Regions from separate parts of the Homo sapiens genome. Here region 1 is linked to region 2. A link is an interaction called in ENCODE POLR2A ChIA-PET data of the cell type or tissue named here. Cell type or tissue: OCI-LY7. All regions are shown on one strand. Each heading gives the region's core, and the rest is flanking DNA. Links, peaks and the distances in the headings are about the cores only. Region 1 overlaps NAA15 (N-alpha-acetyltransferase 15, NatA auxiliary subunit). Region 2 has its middle 44 kb from the start of UCP1.

What was found. Peaks named below come from ENCODE experiments on the same cell type or tissue, not always from the same donor. Only the 100,000 strongest peaks of a DNase experiment are listed, where the experiment ranks them.
Region 1: POLR2A ChIA-PET joins it to region 2 with 5 read pairs; 1 of 35 experiments calls an interaction of 5 or more read pairs at or near these places.

What each region holds. Positions count from the first base shown.
Region 1 is chr4:139,305,728-139,318,091 of GRCh38, reverse strand. All of the region lies in intron 1 of NAA15 (N-alpha-acetyltransferase 15, NatA auxiliary subunit), which reads right to left. Among named protein-coding and RNA genes, the nearest start is that of NDUFC1, 9.4 kb to the right of the region's middle. In OCI-LY7, for the core only: no CTCF peak of the experiment used is centred there; a DNase peak (open chromatin) is centred at 4,911; H3K4me3 peaks cover 2,304 bases; H3K27ac peaks cover 4,000 bases.
Region 2 is chr4:140,606,878-140,619,241 of GRCh38, reverse strand. No RefSeq gene overlaps it. Among named protein-coding and RNA genes, the nearest start is that of UCP1, 44 kb to the right of the region's middle. RefSeq lists an enhancer at 432-1,035. In OCI-LY7, for the core only: no CTCF peak of the experiment used is centred there; no DNase peak of the experiment used is centred there; H3K27ac peaks cover 1,114 bases.

The DNA of each region.
Region 1 (12,364 bases), core at 2,806-6,805, 1.3 Mb after region 2:
AAATTACATATATGGTCTTACTAGCAAGCAAAATTGAGTGCAACAATCACCATCCACTTTCTGAATATTATACTCTTGTAAATGTATCATAAAATGTGCCAGATTTTATATTTCATTTACTTTGTAGCATGAAATTATGTCACTTGAAGAAAGAACATTAAAGTGGCATTTCAGATTCCTGCTTGATAAGAGTAGAAATCTGCAAAACAAGGATTACACACATGATTGACAGACAGCTATAAAATATAACCTCATAGTTATTTCCATGACAAATACTTCCAAGAGAGTTTGAAGAGAGAACAATGGGGTAAAACAGAAGTATAACCAATTATCCAATTATACAAAACCTGAATTGCAAATTATTTTAAAGCAAACACAAATATTTTCAAGCATAGCACATAAAAAACACAGATTAAGTCCCCTATAGGTTAATGGCCATCCTCTAATTTGGGTTTGTTTTGTTGTTTTTTCAAGACAGTGTCTTGCTCTGTCACCCAGGCTGGAGTGCAGTGGCATGATCTGGGCTCACTCTAACCTCCGCCTCCCGGGTTCAAGAGATTCTCCTGCCTCAGCCTTCCGAGTAGCTGGGATTGCAGGCATGTGCCACCATGCCCAGCTAATTTTTGTATTCTTAGTAGAGACGGGTTTCACCATGTTGGCCAGGCTGGTCTCGAACTCTTGACCTCGTGATCTACCCGCCTCGGCCGCCCAAAGTGCTGGGATTACAGGCGTCAGCCACCGCGCCCGGCCCACGATCCTCTAATTTCTACACCCTCCACAAATCCTCATAAAAACCATACAGGCCAAGAAAAAGAGCAAATAAAATCATCCATAGCTGACCCCACAGCATTATAAGGAGATGAAATGACTAAAAACTCCAATTTACGTATAAGAGCATAAACATTGAAGACCAGAAGCTTCAATGGGAACTGTCCAGAAGAGCAATATAGCAGAGTCCTAGTGGTAACCGAATTACATGTAATATGACTGAGGATTTACCATCAGGAGAGGGCCCCATCTGAGAGAAAGTACTGGCACATCTGATACATGACAGTGAGAGCAATGGCTACTGGGAAGTCAAAAATACACTTAGAAAGTATGTAAGATCAAAGGCAACAGTTTTAGCAAGGCACAGTTTCTGGGAGAGAAGGAGGTGTCATTTGGAGGGTTGATGATAAAGGAAAAAAAGGAAGTGACCAGAGCATAGATGGCCTACTAAAACAAGACAGAACTATGGCGGGGGGTGGGGGGAGGTGTTAATTTATTTTTAAAACTACATTTCACTGTGGCAACAAATCAGAATGCTCTTGAACTAAGAGACTGAGAAGGCCACCCTAACCCCATCACCAAAATAAGACAAAATAAGATAACAATATTGTTGGTACAATAAAATCTGGCACAAACAACCTGAACAGAAAAAAGGACTCAGCATTCATACCAAATTACTTATAAGGAATAAAAAGTAAAATACTTGGGCAGACGAAAACACATCAAAAACGCTTACAGAGAAAAGATGTAATATCACCATATCCATCGCAAATTTAAAGTAATTAAATAACAAATGCAGACATAAAAGAACACCTCAAATGAGAAACTCAAAATTTTAAACAGAGTAGACAAATAACAGGAACTTGTAAAACATGAACAAACTGAACTTAAATGAAGACTAAATTACAAAAGATGCCCTAGAGAGAACAGATATGATCTAAAGAGATAGAAAATAGGAATGCTTTCACATAAATGAAAAAGAAATAGATGTGAAAAGAATCAAAGAAAAGTCATACATATAGAAGAGACAGAACAGGTGGTAGATGTGAATCAAATATTTTATATCCAGCCAAGCTGTCCTTCAAATATCAAGGATATAGGAAACAATTTAAACATGTAAAAATTTAAGAAATTGTTTCACAAGCATTCCTGAGGAATCTACTAGATGATGAGCTTTATCCAAGAAGTGATTGAGAACTTCAAGAAAAGATCTGTAAATCTTTAACAATATTGTAGTACTAAATTTAAAACAAAGGTATTGACGAGGAAGAATAGTATGTAAAATGACATACTCTCACAAAGTAAATATAACTTCAAAAAATCACAGGAAAAGAGACAGAAAAAAAAGAAACTGGAATAAGACTTCACACGTAAGAAAATGAAACCAAATGGCTCTAATTTAAAGCTGATAAACCAAATAGAAGAAACCTAAATTTTTTTTTTTAAAAAAGAGAGAGACTAAGAGGATTTTTAAAGGTATAATATAAAGGTAACTAATGAAAATATAAACTCTCTTAAGTAAAAAATAAAAATAAAAAATAAGCAAATAAAAACATCAAACAGAATATAAGACCCAGAGTAAGTATAACATAAACCAAAGATGAGATCAATTCAGTGAAAAAGCTAAGGTTTAAAATAGACTACATCTACAAAAGAGCAAGTACTAATAATACACGTGCTTTACCATTGGGCATGCACTTGTATACGTATCTCACTACCTAATTTGGGAGGTAGTTTAGAAAAGTACTGCTTTTCTCTTTTACTCAGATTTGCCGAGTCGTTGTTGTTGTTGTTATTGTTGTTCTTGAGACGCGGTCTCACGCTGTCACTCAGGCTGGAGTGCAGTGGCATGAACACTGCTCACTGAAGCCTGGACCTGCCACGCTCAAGCAATCCCCCACCTCAGCCTGCCAAGTAGCGGGGATTACAGGCACGTACCACCACGCCTGGCTAATTTTTGTATTTTTGTACACATAGGGTTTTGCCATATTGCCCAGGCTGGCCTGGAACTCTTGGGCTCAAGTGATCCTCCCACCTCTGCCTCTCAAAGCACTGAGATTACAGGCGTGAGCCATCGTCCCTGGCCTATTTCCTGGGTTTTAAAATGTCACTTGGTCTCCCACAGAAATCTTTAAAATGAATTAGCCTCTATCAAAAGCTTCCCTAGGCCGAGGCAGAGCTTGCAGTGAGCCGGGATCGCGCCACTGCACTCCAGCCTGGGTGAAAGAGCGAGACTCCGTCTCAAAAACTAAACTAAACTAAACTAAACTAACCTAACCTAACCTAACCTAACCTAACCTAACCTAACCTAACCTAAACTAAACTGAACTGAACTGAACGCTTCTCTAGGCCGGGTGTGGTTGCTCATGCCTGTATTCCCAGCACTTTGGGAGGCCGAGGCAGGCGGATCACAATGTCAAGAGATTGAGACCATCGTGGCCAACATGGTGAAATCCCGTTTCTACTAAAAATACAAAAATTTGCTGGGCATGGTGGCACACGCCTGTAATCCCAGCTATTCAGGAGGCTGAGGCAGGAGAATTGTTTGAACCCGGGAGGCAGAGGTTGAGGTAAGCCAAGATCATGCGACTGCACTCCAGCCTGGTAACAGAGCGAGACTCCATCTCAACAAAAAAGCTTCCCTAACAAAGAAACAGTTGGAAGATGCTTAAGTCTCCTTGGTTTTCATTTAGTGGCAGTGGCAACCTAAGACGGCAAAGAATGTGGCACTATCTCAGGTATTAGATGCAAGACTAGGGCTCTTAGTAAACAGCCATACTTCAGAGTTAAGAACTACTCAAACACAGGATATATGATCTCTACAACTCTAAGTTAAATCATGTACAGGTAAATTCTGTTACATTGCTTGTTTTGAAAACACACATTGGCTCCAACACAATTCATGGGGAGCATTTTTAACATTTTAAATTTCATGTTTGCTTCTATGAATTTCATCTATTAGAAACTCTAGATGAACACAGAAAACAGCACCTAGCCAAAACAAGTCTCATAGGCATGCACAGCAGCACCCAGACACACACCTCAAACAACTACCTCAGATCCCCTTGTATGTTGTGAGCCACAATGAACCACACCCATCTACATCTGATGTTACAACTTACCATCAGATTTCAGATAACCTGACTTTCTCCACTTCACAATAATTTACAAACTGTAATCCTTCAGATGCCCACTTCTGCAAGCAAGCACTGTCTTTTTCAAGGTAAAGTGCAATATTTACATCATAGTATTATGTATTTGTTAACCATTTAACATATGTAAAACAGTACTACCATTTTAAGTTCTTATCTTTGTTTTTAATCTGTCACTAATAATGTTTTTTAATGTTGTGGTCAAACTCATTTTCCCCATAAGCCCTGTGGTTTTTATTGCGTGATTTTGCAAAGCGCAGCGACTTTTAGGAATCTCCATGTCCCGATACAGTGGAATTACCTGTATATAAAGCATTTAGAAATATACTGTAACAGGCCGGGCGCGGTGGCTCACACCTGTAATGCCAGCACTTTGGTAGGCCGAGGCGGGCAGATCACCTGAGGTCAGGAGTTAGAGGCCAGCCAATGGAGAAACCCTGTCTCTACTAAAATTACAAAATTAGCCGGGCATGGAGGCACATGCCTGTAACCCCAGCTACTCGGGAGGCTGAGGCAGGAGAATCACTTGAACCAGGGAGGCGGAGGTTGCAGTGAGCCAAGATCACGCGGCCACTACACTCCAGCTTCGGCAACAAAAGCGAAACTCCGTCTCAAAAAAAAAAAAAAGAAAGAAATATACTGTAACAATGTAGTCATTAAGTATTGGCTATACTTACAATTTCCTTAAGGGAGTGTCACAAAGTTTATATCAGCTAACATGTAAAAAGTCTAGCATAAAATCTGGCTCAAAATAGATACTAAATAAATACTGCTTTGCTTAATGTTCCCCTTCTTAAAAATTCTAACTTGGTCCTCAAACATTGATAATTAAAGGTAATCTTGTACTACCCAACAAGTTCTCTTTGAAAAATAGAGTAACATTTTAAGTGTAAGCCATTTTAGCCATTTTATTGTGAGAGGAAAAAAAAGTTTTTGAATTTGAACAGCAACCATGTGTAAAAGGAGACAACCAACCAAGGCCAGGCTTTTTTTCCCTAGGTCTACTGTTTTTAAAAGCAAACTTTCACTTCTCCTTTTATGTAATCAGATAAAACAACTCTTACAGATGCCACTCAGGAATGTTTACATAATCTCCTCTGTAATAAAATCAAATGGAATCTTTAAAATTAAAAATAATACTGGCTTCAAATAATATTATTTCCCCAAGGTGTTTCAGTAGAAATTTCACATTATTTCAACTGAAGATTTGTTCATATTATACTAACCAAAGAAAGTGCAGTAGAGCCCATCAGATAACAAAAACATCAACCTGTCCATCATTTAATTCTTACACTGCAATTTTTATTTTACTTTTTTTTTCCCCCCCAGACAAGGTCTCATTCTGTCACCCAGGCTGGAGTGCAGTGGCATGATGATAGCTCACTGCAGTCTTGAACTCCTAGGCTCAAGCGGTCCTCCACCTCAGCCTCCCAAGTAGCTAGGACTACAGGTTTGCACCACCACCACATCCAAGTAACTTTTTCATTTTTTACAGAGACAGAGCCTTGCTATGTTGCCCAGGCTGGTCTCAAACTCCCGACTTCAAGAGATTTTCCACATTGGCCTCCCAAAGCGATGGGATTACAAGCTATTTTACTTCTAAATAACAAGGAAAGAAAAGATTGCTTTAGTTAAAAGTGTAAGGGATTATTTTAATGCCATATTAAGTAGTGAACAATATAATTTCCTATCTTACCTAGGAGGAAAAAAACCACAGGCAACAAGTTAGACTAGTGTTCTTAAAGTTACAACTTTAATACAAGTTTGTACAGCATGTATCATAAAACAACTTAGATGTTTAAGCCTACAGCTGGCATTTCAGGGAAATTTCCAAAAGTCAAGAATACAACCACAGCATAAAATTCCTTCCACACCCTAACATTTACACTGAGAACTATTACTGAATTTAAGCCTCTTCACTCACCCTTCTTACTATCAGAATTGGCAACTGACATTCTTTTCAGAACTATTTCTCACTAAGAATCTTAAGTTTGTCTCCTCAACAGGATATTGCCTGTAAATAGAGAGCAAAATTGTATTTAGATATGAATGCTGATTGCTGGCTAAGCTCACTGTTATGTGACTTGTTCTCTCTTCCACATCAGCTTCCCAGCATACCAAGAATTAAACTTGATTTTTAAATTTTCTGAAAAACACAAAGCAACTCTAACACTACGATTACTTTCCCTCAAATTTTTTTTTTAAAGAGATAGAGTCTCGCTATGGTGCCCAGGCTGGAGTGCAGTAGCAATTCACAGGCGCAATAATCACAAACTATAGCCTTCAACTCCTGAGCTCAACCAATCTTGCTGCCTCAGACTCCTGAGTAACTGGCATGCACCCCTGCGCCCAGCTCTTCTAACATTTTATATTTTAAATTTTATAACAGGTCTATTTCTTAATATCATATATAGTGGTCATCAACCCTGACTTCGTGTCAGAATCGGTTGTAAAGCTTTATGAAATGACGTATGGCTGAGCCCTACTATCTGAAGATTCTAATACAGCAGCAGGCTCCTCACAACAAACTCATTTAATCCTGATACCATTTCTCCTCCAATGCCAAAACCAAAGAAACAATAACAAAATTTTCCTCTTATTATGCTTTTGTGATGAAAGGCTATATAAACAAATACTATAATTCATTTATAAATTAAACTTCAAAGTCTTACCATAATATAGGCTCTGCCCAATATCCTACAATTATTTCATACACTAATGTACTCTGTAATGCCAAAGCCCAGCTTAACTCCCTTCTCCAAAAATTTATGCAAGCACACAATCCAAAGATCTTTTTCTCTCTTGCCCTGTAATCACTATTTTCACACTCACTTCACATAACAAATATTTATTAAACATCTACTATGGTACATCATTTTAACCAATGTGAATAGAGCCATTAACAGACGTCCTTATCTTCATAAACCCTACATTTTAATTGTGGAAAACGTGATAAACATAAAAGTAAATGTATGTCAGAAGCTGATAAATGAGAATAAAGTAAGAAATAAGAAAATAAGGTGAGAAGGACTGACTGCTAGCCAAGGAAGGTCTCTAAATAACATTTAAAGGACACCTGTTTAGCCAGGCATGGTGGCATGTGCCTGTAGTCCCAGCTACCCAGAAGACTAAGGTGGGAGAATCGCTTGAACCCAGGAGACAGAGGTTGCAGTGAGCCGAGATCACACTACTGCACTCCAGCCCTCCAGCCTGGGCAACAGAGTAAGACTCTGTCTCAAAATTTTTTAAATTAGGCCAGGCATAATGGCTCACACCTGTAATTCCAGCATTTTGGGAGGCCGAGGCAGGTGGATCACCTGAGGCCTGGAGTTCAAGACCAGCCTGGCCAACATGGTGAAACCCCGCCTGTACTAAAAATACAAAAATTAGCCAGGTGTGGTAGGAGGCACCTGGAATCCCAGCTACTCAGGAAGCTGAGGCAGGAGAATCACTTGAACCCAGGAGGCAGAGGCTGAAGTAAACTAAAATTGTGCCACTGCATGCTAGGCTGAGTGACAGAGCAAAACCCTGTCTCAAAAAATAATAATAAAAATAAATTTAAAATTAAAAATAAAGGACATCTGAGCAGAAGTCCTAAAACAAATAAGAAAAATGAGTCACACAGGTATCTGGGGGAGAAAATTCTGAACAGTCCTTTGCATATGATCCTTTATACGACATAGCTTTTTATGTCCAAAAATGTTTTTTTTTTTTTTTTGAGACGGAGTCTCGCTCTGTCGCCCAGGCTGGAGTGCAGTGGCGGGATCTCGGCTCACTGCAAGCTCCGCCTCCTGGGTTCACGCCATTCTCCTGCCTCAGCCTCCCAAGTAGCTGGGACTACAGGCGCCCGCCACTACGCCCGGCTAATTTTTTGTATTTTTAGTAGAGACAGGGTTTCACCGTTTTAGCCAGGATGGTCTCGATCTCCTGACCTCGTGATCCGCCCGCCTCGGCCTCCCAAAGTGCTGGGATTACAGGCGTGAGCCACCGCGCCCGGCCCAAAAATGTTTTTATGAAGAAAGAAGATATATTTGAATCAATGCTCTGTCAGAACTTCATTGTCAGAAGCAGAAATATTAAAAGATATAAGACTGCACACTAAGGAGAGGGATCCCTTCAGTTGAGGCCAGCTGGACAGTATCTCTCCAGTCCCCCAATCACACCGAGCACCATGCCCGCCCCTCTGGAAACTGTTCATTAACCAGCGCTCCAATAGTTTGGATGGCAATTCTATTATCATCAAATAACTAGTTTGAGCCCCAATAATGACCCAGGACTGCAAGACTTTGACACATCTAAAAAATGGAACATTAAATTCAGTTCCCTTTTAAGCTTTAGTCTGCTTTTCTGAAAATATAGTGTTGTCCATCTACTACTATTGAAAACTGAACTGTGGTCACTCTGCACAAACAAGTATTTTTAACCCACTCTATTGACGCAAAAGAATTTTTAAAAAATATTTTTTAAAACATTTCAGGTTTCTAACACAATACAGAATTTTAAAAATATATGCTGTCAGTTTAAAACAAAAACATATATTTGTTCATTCATACTGCATCTCACTCCAGAAAGACAAAAATTAAAAAGTAAGCAAACAGGCCAGGCGCAGTAGCATGTACCATAATCTCAGCTACTTGGCAGGCTGAAGCAGGAGGATCACCTGAGCTCAGGACTAGCCTGGGCAACACAGTGAAATCCTGGACACACACACACACACACACACACACACACACACACACACACACTTAAAAAGCAAGCAAAGAATAAATTTACCACATTATTAAAAGATTTTCACTTCTCACTAGATTTTTTTTTTTTTTTTTGAGACGAAGTTTCACTCTTGTCCCCCAGGCTGGAGAGCAATGGCGCGATCTCGGCTCACTGCAACCTCCACCTCCTGGGTTCAAATAATTCTCCCGCCTCAGCCTCCCAAGTAGCTGGGATTACAGGTGCCTGCAACCACGCCCAGCTAAGTTTCGTATTTTTAGTAAAGACGGGGTTTCACCATGTTGGCCAGGCTGGTCTCTAACTCCTGACCTCAGGTGATCCACCCGCCTCAGCCTCCCAAAGTGCTGGGATTACAGGCGTGAGCCACTGTGCCCGGCCCTCACTCGATTTTTACAGAAAAATCATTTTGTAATTTTTATAATAATTATATACACATTATATACACATATATAAAATAGCAAAACTGCATTTTGTTTTCTGGTATACTTTTAAGGGATAATTTATCCGAGTTTAAATTTACGATTACCGGCAGGGTGCGGTGGCTCACGCCTGTAATCCCAGCACTTGGGAGAGGCTGAGGTGGGTGGATCACCCGAGGTAAGCAGTCTGAGACCAGCCTCGCCAACATGGCGAAACCCTGTCTGTACTAAAAATATAAAACTTAGCTGGGTGTGGTGGTGGACACCTGTAATCCCAGCTACTGGGGAGGCTGAGGCAGGAGAATCACTTGAACCTGGGAGGTGGAGGTTGCAGTGAGTCGGAGAGTGCAGTGAGCTGAGATCACGCCACTGTACTCCAGCCTGGACGACAAAAGTGAGACTCCATCTCAAAAAAATAAATAAACTTATGATTAACTACTAAGAGCTGAATGGGATTTCAGAACAGACCAAACTTTGTTTCCATTTTTTGATTTTTTGTTATATTCTAAATATATGAAGTACAAGCAAAAGTATATTAAAACCAATTTCAAAGTTACTGTCCACTCTTAGTTGCAAAACTGGAATTCTGTCACAAAGAAATTAATCAGTTAAACTTTCATGTGCATATGGACACCTACTTGCTAACAATTCCTAATCTAAATTTCATCAGCAACTGAAGCTAAACTAAGTATCATTAACTAGCAGAAACATTAACTTTCCCAAAGAAAATAAATCACATAAAATAATTTACCTATTATACAATGGGCCGGGCGCGGTGGTTCATGCCTGTAATCCTAGCACTTAGGGAGGCCAAGGCGGGCAGATCAGGAGGTCAGGAGATCGAGACCATCCTGGCTAACACGGTGAAACCCCGTCTCTACTAAAAATACAAAAAATTAGCTGGGTGTGGTGGCAGGTGCCTGTAGTCTCAGCTACTCAGGAGGCTGAGGCAGGAGAATGGCGTGAACCCGGGAGGCAGAGCATGCAATGAGCCGAGATTGCACCACTACACTCCAGCCTGGGCAACAGTGAGACTCCGTCTCAAAAAAATAATAATAATAATAATAATTTACTTATTATACAATGTATACAGCCACCTAATAAGTATTACTACTCCTTTGCCTAACAATTCCCTCACCCTCCTCCTACACCCCTCCCCTAAATAGTTAAACACTAGGCAGGTGTGATGTTAAGTGCCCTGAAAAGAAAAAAAGTTTTATTCCAGACTGTAACTAACACTAGCTGTTGACCTTAATCTCAGTCTGTTTGCTTAATAAAAATGTCCCCACCTTGAAAAGTTTTGAGAATTAAGAAAGGACTCTAAATAAAGCATGCTGTGTCCAAAACGGTAACCATTCACCACATGTGACTATTTGAATTTAAATTAAGATTAATTAAAAATTCATTTCCTCAGTTGCACTAGCCATATTTCAAGTGTGCAATAATTACATGTGGCCAGGCCAGGCACAGTAGCTCACATCTGTAATCCCAGCACTTTGGGAAGCCAAGGCAGGAGGACTGCTTGATCCCAGGAGTTCAAGACTAGCCTGGCCAACATGGCGAAACCCCGTCTCTACCAAAAATACAAAAATTAGCCAGGCGTGGTGGCACGCCTGTAGTCGCAGCTACTCGGGAGACTGAGCTAGGAGGATAGCTTGAGCCCGGGAGGTGGAGGCTGCAGTGAGCCGTGATCAAACCACTGCACTCCAGACTGTGTGATAGAGTTAGACCCTGTCTTAACAAAAACAACAAAAAACAAACCTACACATGGCCAATGGCTATCATATTAGAGCAGATAACAAATATTTCCATCATCACAGAAAATTCTACTGTGCAGTGCTATTCTAAAGCACCTAGAGCAGAGCCTGGCAAATGGTAGATTTCTCATTTTACCTGGCAAATAGTGACAAATCACAAACATAATCATCATGCTATTTTAACTTCTCTCACCACTTTTCTAGGAAAGAAAAATTCTGTCCTTTAACACTTACAACTAACAATTTAAATCATTCAGGCTAAAGTCCAAAACTACATTTATTGATGTACAATATTTTAACTATTCCCAACTTAGATTTTTCTTATAACTGACATTAACATTTGAAGAGCAAAAAAGAGAGAAGGAAGCAGCAGCAACAGCAACCAACCTACCAATACTTGATTGAAAGGCATTAGGATATGTCCATCTTTTCCAAGCAGGTTAAAATCTAAGGTGTGGATTTTGTTCTACTCTGGCAACCTCATTTTTCCTACCCTTAACCTAGATCCTAACAAAGTGGTATAAATATCTGGTAACCTCCTCAAACTTTTAGATAAACAAATAGCATCAACAGTAGGCAAAGGCCACAATTTTCTAATGACTTAATTTTCCAAATAAGTTAAAAGTTTGTAATTACAAACAAAACAAAACAAAACAAAACAAAAAAAAAACCAGACCAAAAAAAAAAAAACCAGCTTCTGGCAAACACAAGTCTTCCTTAAACTCTTACATAGGACCAGGTGCAGTGGCTCATGCCTGTAATCCCAGCACTTTGGGAGGCCGAGGCAGGCAGAACACTTGAGGTCACTAGTTCAAGACCAGCCTGGCCAACATGGTGAAACACCATCTCTACTAAAAATACAAAAAAAAAAATTAGCCGAGTGTGGTGGCAGGCGCCTGTAATCCCAGCTACTTGGGAGGCTGAGGCATGAACCCAGGAGGTGGAGGTTGCAGTGAGCCAAGATCACACCACTGCACTCCAGCCTGGGTGACAGAGCAAAACTGTCTCAAAAAACAAACAAAATAAAATAAACTCTTACATAGTATATGTCACATTAAATTCATCCCATCCTTTTTCTAGACAAATTATCAGCAAGAAACATTATGCAAGCATTTTGACTAACTTAGGACAATGCTTTAGTCAGAAAACAGAAGAGTAATATTGGAAAAAAGAGAAAAATATACAACAAAACTGAATTTTAGAGATCAACTAGACTAGATCAAGCCAGGCAAATCCACTGCAGAAACTCTAAAATTTTTGCAAACTTATGTGTAAAGCAGGTTTCCATTAAAAATTTAAGGAAAAAAATGTTTATTTTGAAATACAAACTAACTGTATTTCCTACTTAAGTTTATCATAACAAGTACAGTACAACTAACAAAGTAGCAGCTCAAAAGTTGAATGCTGCAGGAATGATTTAACAAGTTACCAAGCAGCCAGGAGCAGTGGCTCAGGCCTGTAATCCCAGCATTCTGGGAGGCCAAGGCGGGTGGATCACTTGAGGCTGGGAGTTTGAGACGAGCCTGAACAACATGGAGAA
Region 2 (12,364 bases), core at 181-4,180:
CTCGTCCTCTCATTCGCTACATCAGAAGAACATCCTGGGGGAATTATTCCGCCCTCAGCTTCCAGAAGACAGGTGACACATTTCTAGTTGTTCATGGTTGTGTTATGCACTTTTCGTGTCTCCATGGATTACTCTCTTTGATTTCAACTTGTGATTTACCATCTTCTCTGTTTTTTGGGGGGTGTTTGTTTTGTAGGGGTTTTTGTTTTGTTTTGTTTTGTTATTTGTTTTTGCTTTTGAGACAGAGTTTTGCTTTTGTCACCCAGGCTGGAGTGTGATGGCACAGTCTCTGCTCACTGCAACTTCTGCCTCCGGGTTCAAGCAATTCTCCTGCCTCAGCCTCTGAGTAGCTGGGATTACAGGTGCCCGCCACCATGCCCAGCTAATTTTGTATTTTTAGTAGAGATGGGGTTTCACCATGTTGGCCGGGCTGCACTCGAACTCCGGACCTTAAGTGATCCACCCGCCTCGGCCTCTCAAAGTGCTGGGATTACAGACATGAGCCACCATGCCCAGCCATTATCATCTTCTCTGGCCACTTTACCCCCATCTCTGTCAGTCCTTCCTATGCTAATATAATAATGATGACACCAGTGCAGAGGAAGGGCTCAGTGTCTATATCTCGGTGAGGTTCCTGCTCCACAGCACTGGGTCCTGGCCTCAGTGGAGCTTTCACATAAGAACAAGCAAAAGAGAAAGCTACTGCTACAGAAAAGGAACAAAGCAAACCATGCAGAGTGTGGATGCGGGGAAGGGATGATGCCAGAGAAACCACAGATCTAAGGATATCAGGATATCACTGCTTAAGCACCACTTTGAAGCTGATTCTAGGGAGAAGCAGGATAAGCTATGTGGTAGAACCACAAAGAGAGCCACGGCCAATAAGGAGGCTCATGTCCCAACAGCATCCTCACCCCCACCAAGGTGACGCAGGCCGAGCACCCTGGCTTCTGGGCACAGGGCAACTCCCGCAGCCTGCTCTCTTCAGGGCAAACCTCTTTAGGAAGGGTGGTGAGGTTTCTCCTCCTCACTTTCCTGGCCCCAGAGACTCTATAGGAACCTCCCAATCTCAGTAGAGTAGCCTTGGTCTGGTCTCCAGCTGAAGCGTTGTCTAGGAGCCTGAACTTAAAGAGATTCTGCTTCTTGAACCTAGCAGGGAAACTGAAGTGGAGGTGTTGGCAGCTGCCTTATTTCCACTTCCAGTTAAGGGCTCCTCTGGTTGTGTATTTGTCATTACCCATCCTGTGAAAAGGCTCTTTTGTTACAGATTCAACTTCTAACCTGAAAAGAATAACAATTGATGTGTTGAGTAGAAAGCATTTCATACTATTTTCTGCTTTAAAATGACTCCTTTACATAATGTTTAGGCCCCTGTGCCTTTTGTTTAACATGCTTTTGACAGTCTAATTCTTTAAAAGGAAAGCACGGGACTCAGACAAAGGAATTTATCGTTAGACACAAGTGAGTAGAGTAGGCTAAGACTAGGATTCTCTTTCTGTGGGCTTTGTTAATACGATCGGCTGCCAGGCAGACCGGTCTACACAGCAGCTAGAGGCAGACGGCAGAGGGCCAAGCTGTAGATTATCAGGGCTTCCTGGATTCATACTACTTCCTCCCCTCACCCTTCACAGAGAAGCCAGAAGAAGTCCACAAAGCTAAATCCTGTAGCTCTTAGAATACCTGAAGGAAACAGTATCAGCTAGATTCATGCCACATCCTAGGACTGGCCTGGAAATAATCTTTTGAGCCCTAGAATAGGTCTGGTGAATTCATTCATTTCATGACTATTGACCACCTACTGTGTGAGATATTGTTTTAGGCACTGAGAGTACAGCAGCAAATGACAATGACCAAAAACAATCCCTGTCCTTAAGGGAAATTCTATTTTAATACGGCAGACAGACTATAAGCAAGGTAAGTACCATATCTGTTATGTTAGTGGCATATGCATTAAAACAAACACAGCGGGGAACCTAGGTTAGAAATGCTGGGCTTGGGAAGGTGGTGAAATTTTAGATGGGGTGTTTCGCGAAGACCTTTCACAGAAGATGACTGTTTAGTAAAAGCCAAGGGAGCAAGCCATGCAGATGAGATGACTGGAGGAAGAGCTTTGCAGACAGAAGAAACTGCAAGTGCAAAGGCCCGATAATGGGAGTGCGCCTGGTAAGTTTGAGGGACATCAAGGAAGCTGTGGATGGAGCAGAATGAGTGAGGGGAGGTGGTAGTCAACGAATGCAGAGAGGTAATAAGGAACCAATGACAAGATGGCCCTTCACTCTGAGGGAGACGGCAACCACTGAAGGGTTCTGAGCAGAGGAGAGACATGACCCAATCAAGGCTTTAAAAATAATTCTGGCCACTATCATGACAGTAAGTAGAAGCGCAAGGATAGAAGCAGGCAGACCACTTAGGAGGTTACCACAGGAACCCAAGTAGGAGTCGGTGATGACTTTTTCACCTACCCTCAATTCTGAGGCCTAGAAGGAGCAGAGAGGCACATCCATCGTATCCTAATGGTCAAAGCAGGCACAGGCCAGGTCAGACTCAGAAAGGGAGATGGATCCTGCTTCTCAATGAAAGACATGTCAAATAATTGCTGTCCTCTATTCTGCCACATCGACCATTCTTCTGGGTTTTCCTGGGCCTTCTTGGATATTCACTAAATATTTTAGCATCTGGCTCATAAATTTCTTTTCTGCCCCAGTTTTTGCTACCATTCAGGGAACTTCTACATCTAAACCAAGAACCCAGAAAACACTTTAACCTTGATTTCCTGGATTCCTGTGATTTTCCATCCCCTTCTGTGTCTTAGAAATATGAACTCATACCTTTTCACCTCTGTCATTCCCAGGACAGTTGCCTACAGTACTTCTAGTCCTTCAACTCCTCTATTAATCCATGAGGTCTCGCACTGATTTTCCTATTGAGATATGATCCTGTGGTCATCTCTTTCACCACTATCTTTTCAGCTCTCTCAACTCAATCTGCCTGGATCCTCTGCATCTGCCATCTGTCCTCTGCGGTGGTTACTCTGTAAACCCCAAATCAGGAATTGTTATAAGCATCTGCCTTCTTCATTCGCATCTGGGCTGCTGTGTAGCAGACACTGCTAGAGGTGAAAAAATTTACATGATATAGATTTGTACTACTCCAATTTTATGATTTTTATCTTCAGATAGGTCCTGAATGCCAATTAGCAATCCATGATTGTTCCATGTCCCTGATCCAATCTTCCTAGTCCCCCAAATAGCTATTTTAATTCTTTACTAGTCTCATCGAACCCCCTAATCCCACACCTGCTTCCTCTTAGATGAAAATTTGATTCTCAGTTAACAGAAATAATTGGAGCTATCAGTTGCAGCTCTCAACTCTGAGCCCCTCAAGTGCAAATGTGTCTGCACCTGCAATCTACTTTTCTCCTTCCTCCATGTTGGAGGAAAATTCAGCACTCTTTAACCTCTTTTATCTTCAACATCTTCTTCACAATAGCCTCAGGTTGTAAGACTATTTACTCAATCCCTTAACTTTGTAACATACTAGTTATTGACTTATCTAACTGCATCACAACCAAACATGAAAGAGTGGCCTTATCTTACTACCTCTGTTTCTTCACTTCCAGTCTAACTTCAGTGCACTTCGGCATGGATTTACCTTTGCACTGAAACTGCTCTTGCTGAGGGCAAAAACAGTTTCCTAATTGCTAGCTCCAATAGATCCTGATTCTTAACTTACTTTCTCTTTCTGTGGTATTTAGATCTTTTGACACTCCCTCATTAAAATTATCTCCTCCTTTTCAAGGTGTCCGTGACACCAATATCTTTGCAATTCCCCTTTGTTTCTCTAATAAATTCACCATGAACTTTCCTGGGCTGCTTTCCTTTGCCCACCTCTTACATGATGGTCACCACAAAGATCTTCCCAAGGTGCTCCTTTCTCATTGCTTGCCCTGAAAGAGTGCACCCACTTCAATAACTTCAACCCCTATCTGTCTACTACTGACTCCCAAATACTAAGTCAGCTCAGGCTTCTCTCTGGAACTGTTTCATTTAGTCCATATGTATTGAGTGCCTTGGGTGTTCCAGGCTTTGTGTCATGTGCTAATAACAGCAGTGACAATGAACAAAAGAGGCACAACAATGCTCTCACTTCCTGAACTTATATGCACTTCAAAAACTGGACTCTTCTCTCCCCATAAAGTTTCCCTTTATTATTCCCTATTTAATTAATAACAGCAATATCCATGTAGTAACTGAAGCCAGAAATGTATGTCATTCTTGATTCCTCCAAGTTGTTTATGACCCCATTTTTTTTTTTTTTTTTGAGACGGATTCTCACTCTGTCACCCAGGCTGGAGTGCAGTGGCATGAGCTCAGCTGACTACAGCCTCCATCTCCAGGATTCAAGTGATTCTCCTGCCTCAGCCTCCCGAGTAGCTGGGACTACAGGTGCACACCACCACACCTGGCTAAGTCTTGTATTTTTAGTAGGGACAGGGTTTTGCCATGTTGACCAGGCTAGTCTCAAACTCGTGACCTCAGGTGATCTGTCCACCTCAGCCTCCCAAAGTGCTGGGCTTACAGGCATGAGCCACTGTGCCCAGCCCCTATCCATTATTTTTTTTATTTTTTATTTTTTATTTTTTTTTTTAGATGGAGTCTTGCTCTGTCACCCAGGCTGGAGTGCAGTGGCACGATCTCGGCTCACTGTGAACTCTGCCTCCTGGGTTCACACCATTCTCCTGCCTCAGCCTCCCGAGTAGCTGGGACTACAGGCACCCGCCACCACACCCAGCTAGTTTTTTGTATTTTTAGTAGAGACGGGGTTTCACCATGTTAGCCAGGATGGTCTCGATCTTCTGACCTTGTGATCCACCTGCCTCAGCCTCCCAAAGTGCTGGGATTACAGGCGTGAGCCACTGCACCCAGCCCCGTTATTTTTTATAAACACCATTCAATCTCTGCTCCTCGGTCTATTCTCAATTATACTGACAGTCCAGCTTTGTATCTGGCAATAGGTTCAGAAGGGTTTTATTAGGTTTATATATTAATATTTGATCTATCTCTTCAGTCCAGACTGTATTTGTATAGGTTATCCTTAAGCAAAAGTATCAATCCTATTACCTTCATATAACAAAAGGAAATTGATTGCTTTTTACTTAAAACAAAACAAAACATTTCTTGGCTTGTTGTGGATTGAGCAGGCTCTCAGCTTCTTGCTTCTTCTTGACACCTTTGCCCAATATGTGATGATCCAACTGCCTCAAAGTGTGACCCAAAGGGAGAACTCAGAGGTTGGTGCTCTGATGGAAGCTTACATATGCATTTATAGTCCCTGACCTTGGCAACTGTAATAGTTTCCTTAATTGGGTCTGCTTTCAGTAACTGGAAGGCAGTCATTCATTTTTTCTTTTTTTTTTTAACTTTTATTTTAAGTTCAGTGGTACACGTGCAGGTTTGTTACATAGGTAAACATGTGTCATGGAGGTGTGTTGTACAGGTTATTTCATCACCCAGGTATTAAGCCTGGTATCCATTAGTTATTTTTCCTGATCCTCTCCTTCCTCCTCAACTCCACCCTCCAATAGGCCCTAGTGTGTGTTGCTCCCTTCTATGTGTCCATGTGTTCTCATCATTTAGCTCCCACTTATAAGTGAGAACATGCAGTACTTGGTTTTCTGGTCCTGTGTGAGTTTGCTAAGGATGATGGGCTCAAGCTCCATCCATGTCCCTGCAAAGACATGATCTCATTCTTTGTATGGCTGCATAGTATTCCATGATGTATATGTATCATATTTTCTTCATCCAGCCTATTCACAATAGCAAAGACATGGAATCAACCTAACACTGCATCAATGATAGACTGAAAGGCAGCATTTTAAAATGGCCCTTTGGCTATTTGTCAATCTGTGTGTGATATAATTACTCTTCTAATTGTTGGCAAGCAAGATAGAAATGCGCAAGTCTGTAAATTCATCATGTCACACTTTCCTATGTGTACATGAATGTTTGTAGCAAGTGTTTGAAACAAACTTTTTGGATTGCAACAAAGGTTGCTGGATTGTTGCCATTTTATTTTTTGCCCCTAGTCCTCCCTCTCACACTCCTCAGTTATTCTTTTAAACTATCGCTTATGTGATCTTTTGAAAACTTTAATGTAATCATGTTTTCCTCTGTTTTAAGCCTCTCACCATCCCACCTTCCTACAGGATAATAGACAAGCATATATGAAAGTTTATGATCAGTCACTACCTATGTATATACTATTTCTCAACATTGGTTGGTATCCTAACAGGTAAAGGACCAAAAATATCCAAGGTATTAGAGTATATTCATTTTCCCCTTTTGGTTCATATTTTACAGCATCCTTTGTCATGCTGTCAAATTCTATGAGCCAGGTGCAATATTTCAATCCCTCCTTCAATTCCTGCTGCAAATTTAGACCTAAGAGTAGGAAATGGGGAAGAGTATTTACTTTTGAAGTTTCAAAAGTGAAAGAAAGTTTGGTATAAACCAAGAAGTGATCAGTATGAAATTTCAAAGGACAAAAATGAAACCCTAGCAGCAGAATTTGGATAATATAACTCTATAATTTGTATTGAATTGTGCAGTATTTTCAGTGTAATGCAACACAATATCTCTTCTCACTGTGAGAAATAAAGAACTGTACTTAATAATGAGGAAGTAAATAAGGAAGTAATACTTGAACTTGCCAGATCCTTCTTAAATGCTCATGTAAACTGAGAAGATATTTGGAAGAGTCTATGAAAAGATAAAAACGCAAAATATTTTGAGATAGGGCACTGGGTTGTTTCAACAGCTTGTCTCATAAACAAGAGAATTTGTAAATAGCTGCTGCTATGGAGTTAACCTGGGTATATTGATTTTCTAAAAGACTTAAGCAACCTATGAAATTATAAACTTTTTTGAAAATGAGTAAGATGAAATAGCTTTAATAGTATACATGGGTTAACATGAATATTTCAGAATCTTCTTTGGAATTGTATCTTTGCTCCAAATGGGAAGGGGCAAAAAATACCATTTTAGAGCAAAACTGTCTCTTGGGTGGCTTGCCCATGTCCAGGTGTTTGCTGTGAAGAGACACAGTAGTTGGAATCCTCAGCCTACACCGTCACTCCCTGCAACTCTCACCACCTGGTTCACCATGGCTCACTCTAGGGGCCCTGAGTACACATGCTGAGTCAGGCAATGATGAAGCCACGAGGCCAGAAAAAGATTCTGACTATCTGGGAAATTACAGAGCCATTCATTTCTCCAGCACAATGTTTACCCATGTGTTGAGATTTCTTGGAAATAAAAAAAAAGACAATTGATGAAGGACTTGTCACTGGGCTTAGCCTTGCCGCTATGCTAAATTTAAACTCTCTTTGTCTTATAGTAGAGAAGTTTCCTTTGAAATATCGTTCATCTGTATGAATATCACATAATAGTGTTTATTTTTGCTTACTTTTTTCCATACGAGTAATACACAGACACAGCAAAATGAATTCCCAGATTGACCAATAAGAAGTGAGGCAGAAAGAAAGTCTTCCTTTATTAACTTCTGTACTCCTACTTCTCTCCTTGGAGGTAAGTATTATTAATAGATTGAATTTCATTTGTTCTAGAAATTTCTATATGTGTCTACATACACATACGCGTTTTTTGTGTTTTGTGTGTGTGTGTGTGTGTGTGTGTGTGTGTGTGTGTGTGTGTGTGTGTGGTGTTTTTTTTTTTTTTTTTTTGAGACAGAGTCTCACTCTGTCGCCCAGGCTGGAGTGCAGTGGCGCGATCTTGGCTCACTGCAATCTTTGCCTCCCAGGTTCATGCCATTCTCACCTCAGCCTCCCGAGTAGCTGAGACTACAGGCGCCCGCCACCACGCCTGGCTAATTTTTTATATTTTTTAGTAGAGACAGGGTTTCACCGTGTTAGCCAGGATGGTCTCGATCTCCTGACCTTGTGATCCACCCGCCTCGGCCTCCCAAAGTGCTGGGATTACAGGCATGAGCCACCACATCTGGCCACATACACGATTTTAAAACATACACACAAAAATTGAATCAAACTAAAACTTATTCCGTGATTTCATGTTTCACCTGAGGGTCATGGAGATTTTTTCCATAGGTGTATATGGAGTTCTGTCTCATTTATGTTAATGTCAGCACAGTATTCCATGAAAAGGAAATGTTCCGTAATTTATTTAGTTACACCTATGCTGCCCCACCCTCTGTCTCAGTTGATGGACTTTTACTTATATGTAGGCTTTTCTTATCATAAACATTGTGGCAAGGAATATTACTGTAAAGAGATCTGTGACATATATAAGAATATCTTTTGGGGATAGGATTGAAAAGGTAAACTTGCTGGATCAAAGCATATGTCCATTTAAAGTCATGACAGATCCTGTCAAATTGCCTTCAAAAGTCCTTCACTTGTTTACATTCCCATCAACAGCTAGTGCTCCCTTCTTACATACCTTCAGCAACATTTGAAATTAACACTCTTTCTATTTTTGCTAATCTGATGGATAAAAGATGATATTTCATTTTAATTCAAATTCCTTTCACAGTGAAGCAGTTGAATTTTTTAAATCGATACATAATATTTTACACATTTATGGGCTACTTTAAACAATGTTTATTGCTCCTTTAGGTTCTTTTGAATTTGCCTTCTAACTTTTGGTGTCTTGCATTATATGACAGTGTGCATGTTTTATGAAATCAAATCTGTTACACTTTTTACACATGACTTCTGTGCTTTGTTTCTCCAGTTCTTAAATGCCATTCACTATGACAACAACGAGAGAATAAAATGAAAGAGAAAGAGGGGGTTATTAAGCAGAAGGAATTGCTCCACGCTCACTGAAGGCCAGTGGCTTTCCAAAGAGCTGGGGAGATGCATTTTTCCATGGGGCCTTAACAGCCACTTGTATCTGTCACAGAGCAGGCCCAAGCCAGAGCATCTAGTTACACCCATTCAAATGCATCCCACATAACCTCATTAATATCTATTCTATTTTATCCCACTAGGGGGTAATGTTGGGCTAAAGACCATTCCTGGTGACTAAATTTGAAGCCAGCGTTCAACATGTTCTGATTGAAGTTTTATTTCTGTGGTCAAAACTAAAAGGATCCATTCCTCCCTTAATGCTAGAGACACTTAGGAAAAAAAAAAGAGAGAAGAGCTTTGAATTCAAGTGTAACTGAAATGATATTATCAAGAAGAGCTTGACAAAAGCTTCTGCTCCAGACAGCACTCAGCAGAGACAATGGATTATTCTATTACAGACACAGGAAGCCACGGACAAAAAGAGGAAAAGATTCAATGGAAGAGAGATGATGTCCTTCATGATGCAAACATCACCTAACATTAAATATTTCCACAGGATTTTATTTCTGCTTAAAATCTAATTTCCTCTTGGGTTCATGGCCTTAAGCTGGCAAAATCCCCTCCTAAAACACTGCCAACGTCATATTCCTGCAGTGCCAGTGTCTCATGGGTCACAGAGCCCTCCTCCATGGCCTGCCTAACTGGCACTCTTCCATCAGAGCGCCAGCCTGTGGGAACAGGTGACTCCCCAGTGGCCTCACTCACAAAGCTCATGGAGAAACACAATGGGTGGAGGCCATTTTTTTTTTCTCTGCCCCCTCTACAATCACGTACAAAAGCACCTTCTAGGATCACCCTTCAAACTTCCAAAGATCTCCCCCTCTCCAAGGGCACTCAGTGTCATGGTACACTTTTAATTTTCTCTGCAAAGGAGGCAAACTCAATTCCTCTTTTAACAGCTCCCTTAAAAATATTAAAGATCTGAATAAAGAAACTTAAAGGTCAAAATGATCCAAATTAAATGAGACAATTGTTTAAGGATTCAAGGGTGTTACTTTTTTTTCTTCTTTTCTTTTCTTTTTTTTTTTTGAGACAGAGCCTTGCTCTGCTGCCAGGCTGGAGTGCAGTGACATGATCTCAGCTCACTGCAATCTCCACCTCCCGGGTTCAATTAGTTCTCCTGCCTCAGCCTCCAGAGTAGCTGAGACTATAGGTGCGTGCCACCATGCCTGGCTAATTGTTTTTATTATTATTATTTTTAGTAGAGACTGGGTTTCACCGTGTTAGCCATGATGGTCTTGGTCTCCTGACCTCGTGATCCGCCCGCCTCGGCCTCCCAGAGTGCTGGGATTACAGGCATGAGCCACCGCACCCAGCCAAGGGCATTACTTTTAAAACAATACAGCCTGGACCTTGTCAGAAAGATGGAAGCAGGGTGGGCCTTCCAGTATTCCACTAAGAAGCTCACAGACAACACCACCAGCACACAAAGTAGGATAATTTTCTTTCCTAGATTTGGTGAGACAAAGAGGAAGAGAGAGAGAGAGAGAGAACTGTACACATGTGGGAGAAAGACATAAAGAGCTCACTAAGTAAAAGAGCTAGGCTGAATTTCAAGAACATCCAGAGTAAAGGAGGCCAGCCCCCTTAGAGATTTTCACATTCTGTTTCTTTTCTTTTCCTTTTTTTTAAGAGATGGGGTCGTGCTATGTTGTTCAGGATGGTCTTGAACTCTCAGTCTCCCAGGTAGCTTGGATTATAGGTGTGAGCCACAGCACCCAGCTACGCATTCCATATCTTTTTTTTTTTTTTTTTTAGACGGAGTTCCACTCTTGTTGCCCAGGCTGGAGTGTAGTGTCATGATTTTGGCTCACTGCGACCTCTGCCTCCCGGGTTCAGGCAATTCTTCTGCCTCAGTTTCCGAGTATCTGAGTTTACAGGTGTCCCCCACCACATTTTTTAGCAGAGATGGGGTTTCACCATGTTAGCCAGGCTGGTCTTGAACTCCTGACCTCAAGTGATCCACCTGCCTTGGCCTCCCAAATTGCTGAGATTACAGGCGTAAGCCACCGTGCCCAGCCTACACATTCTATTTCTGACTGTCACCTTTAGCTCTGACTGACCCCAAGGTATTGAGAGGAGCAACAGGGCCAAGCTACCTGAACCAGGCGTCAGCAGGTAACACAGTCACTTGTCTACACTTCCATGGATATTTTCTACGGTTTTCCTTCCCCATCTACAGACGGACAGTTTGGAAATGGGAAGACATACTATGCCCAGTTTAAAGTCTGTAATTTGAGAGCCTGGGGATGGGGTAGAAAGGGAAGAGTAGCAAAAGAGTCAGCAAAGCGGAGCACAGATCACTGGAGCCCTCTCCTGGGAATAAATGTTCCCTCCCCACACACATCTCTGTCCTTCCTAAATGGACTCCCATCTCTATCTTTTTCCCTCCCTCCTCACTAACTGCAGCTGCCAATTTGAAAGTCTTGTGAGTCAAAAAAAACAAGCCTGGAGATTTCTGTGAGCTCTCTGATTCCCAAGAAGAGGAAAGGAAGAAAATTAGTAAAATGGCTTAGTGAAGCTAAGCCTGTGGGCAGACTACCCTGAGTTACCTGTTCTTCACTCTGCCTGTATTTTTCAATATCTATTTATAATACTGCCTGAAATGCCACTAGGCAGAGCAATTTGGGTTTAGTACTGTCCTCAGACGTGGGCAGTTGGTGTCCTGCCTTGGGCCTCAGGCTTTAGTGGGCTCTGCCTTGTCCAGCCACTCTGACTATGCTGCCCCCACCACGCACTGCTCTGGAAGGACCAAGGAGACTGATGTCAGGGGGACTGTGCCAGTCACCTTGTCCAGACCACACTCTGGTAACCAGAATCCCATTACCCTGCCCAAACAGCTCTGAGTCCCTCCTAGGACCTGCCCAGTCTTCTCCTCATGCTCGTGAGAGCAGAGCCATGTACCTAGGCATGGCACCCTGGGCAGAAGGGTGCCTAGGAGTTCCCTGTTGGGAGGATTGTTTACAGACCCTCTATATATAAGCTGGGGTGTCACATCCACATGCACAACGCCATCCACAGTGAGATAAAAAATGGTGGGGGGTGGGCCTAGGGCCTCCATGTGTACTCTTCCCCGACCCAAACATGCTTTGGGTAGGCCAGCTTGGGTTAGCAATATTTCTTTTAAAAGGGACTACAATACTAACTCATTAGTATGAAATCAGTTTACAAACTCACCATTGGACTCTACCACTATACAAAATGTCAGCAAAAAAAGTCAAACTCTGTAAAATATTTGAAGAGGTTTATTCTGAGCCAAATATGAGTGAGCAATACCCATGACACAGCCCTCAGGAGTCCTGAGAACATGCGCCCAAGGGGGTCAGGCTACAGGTTGGTTTTATGTAATTTAGGAAGATATAAGCTATCAGTCAATACATGTTAAGATGTGTATTGGTTCAGTCTGGAAAGGTGGAACAACTGGAAGTGGTGGGTAGGAGGGTGCTTTCGGGTCATGGGTGGGTTCAAAGATTTTGC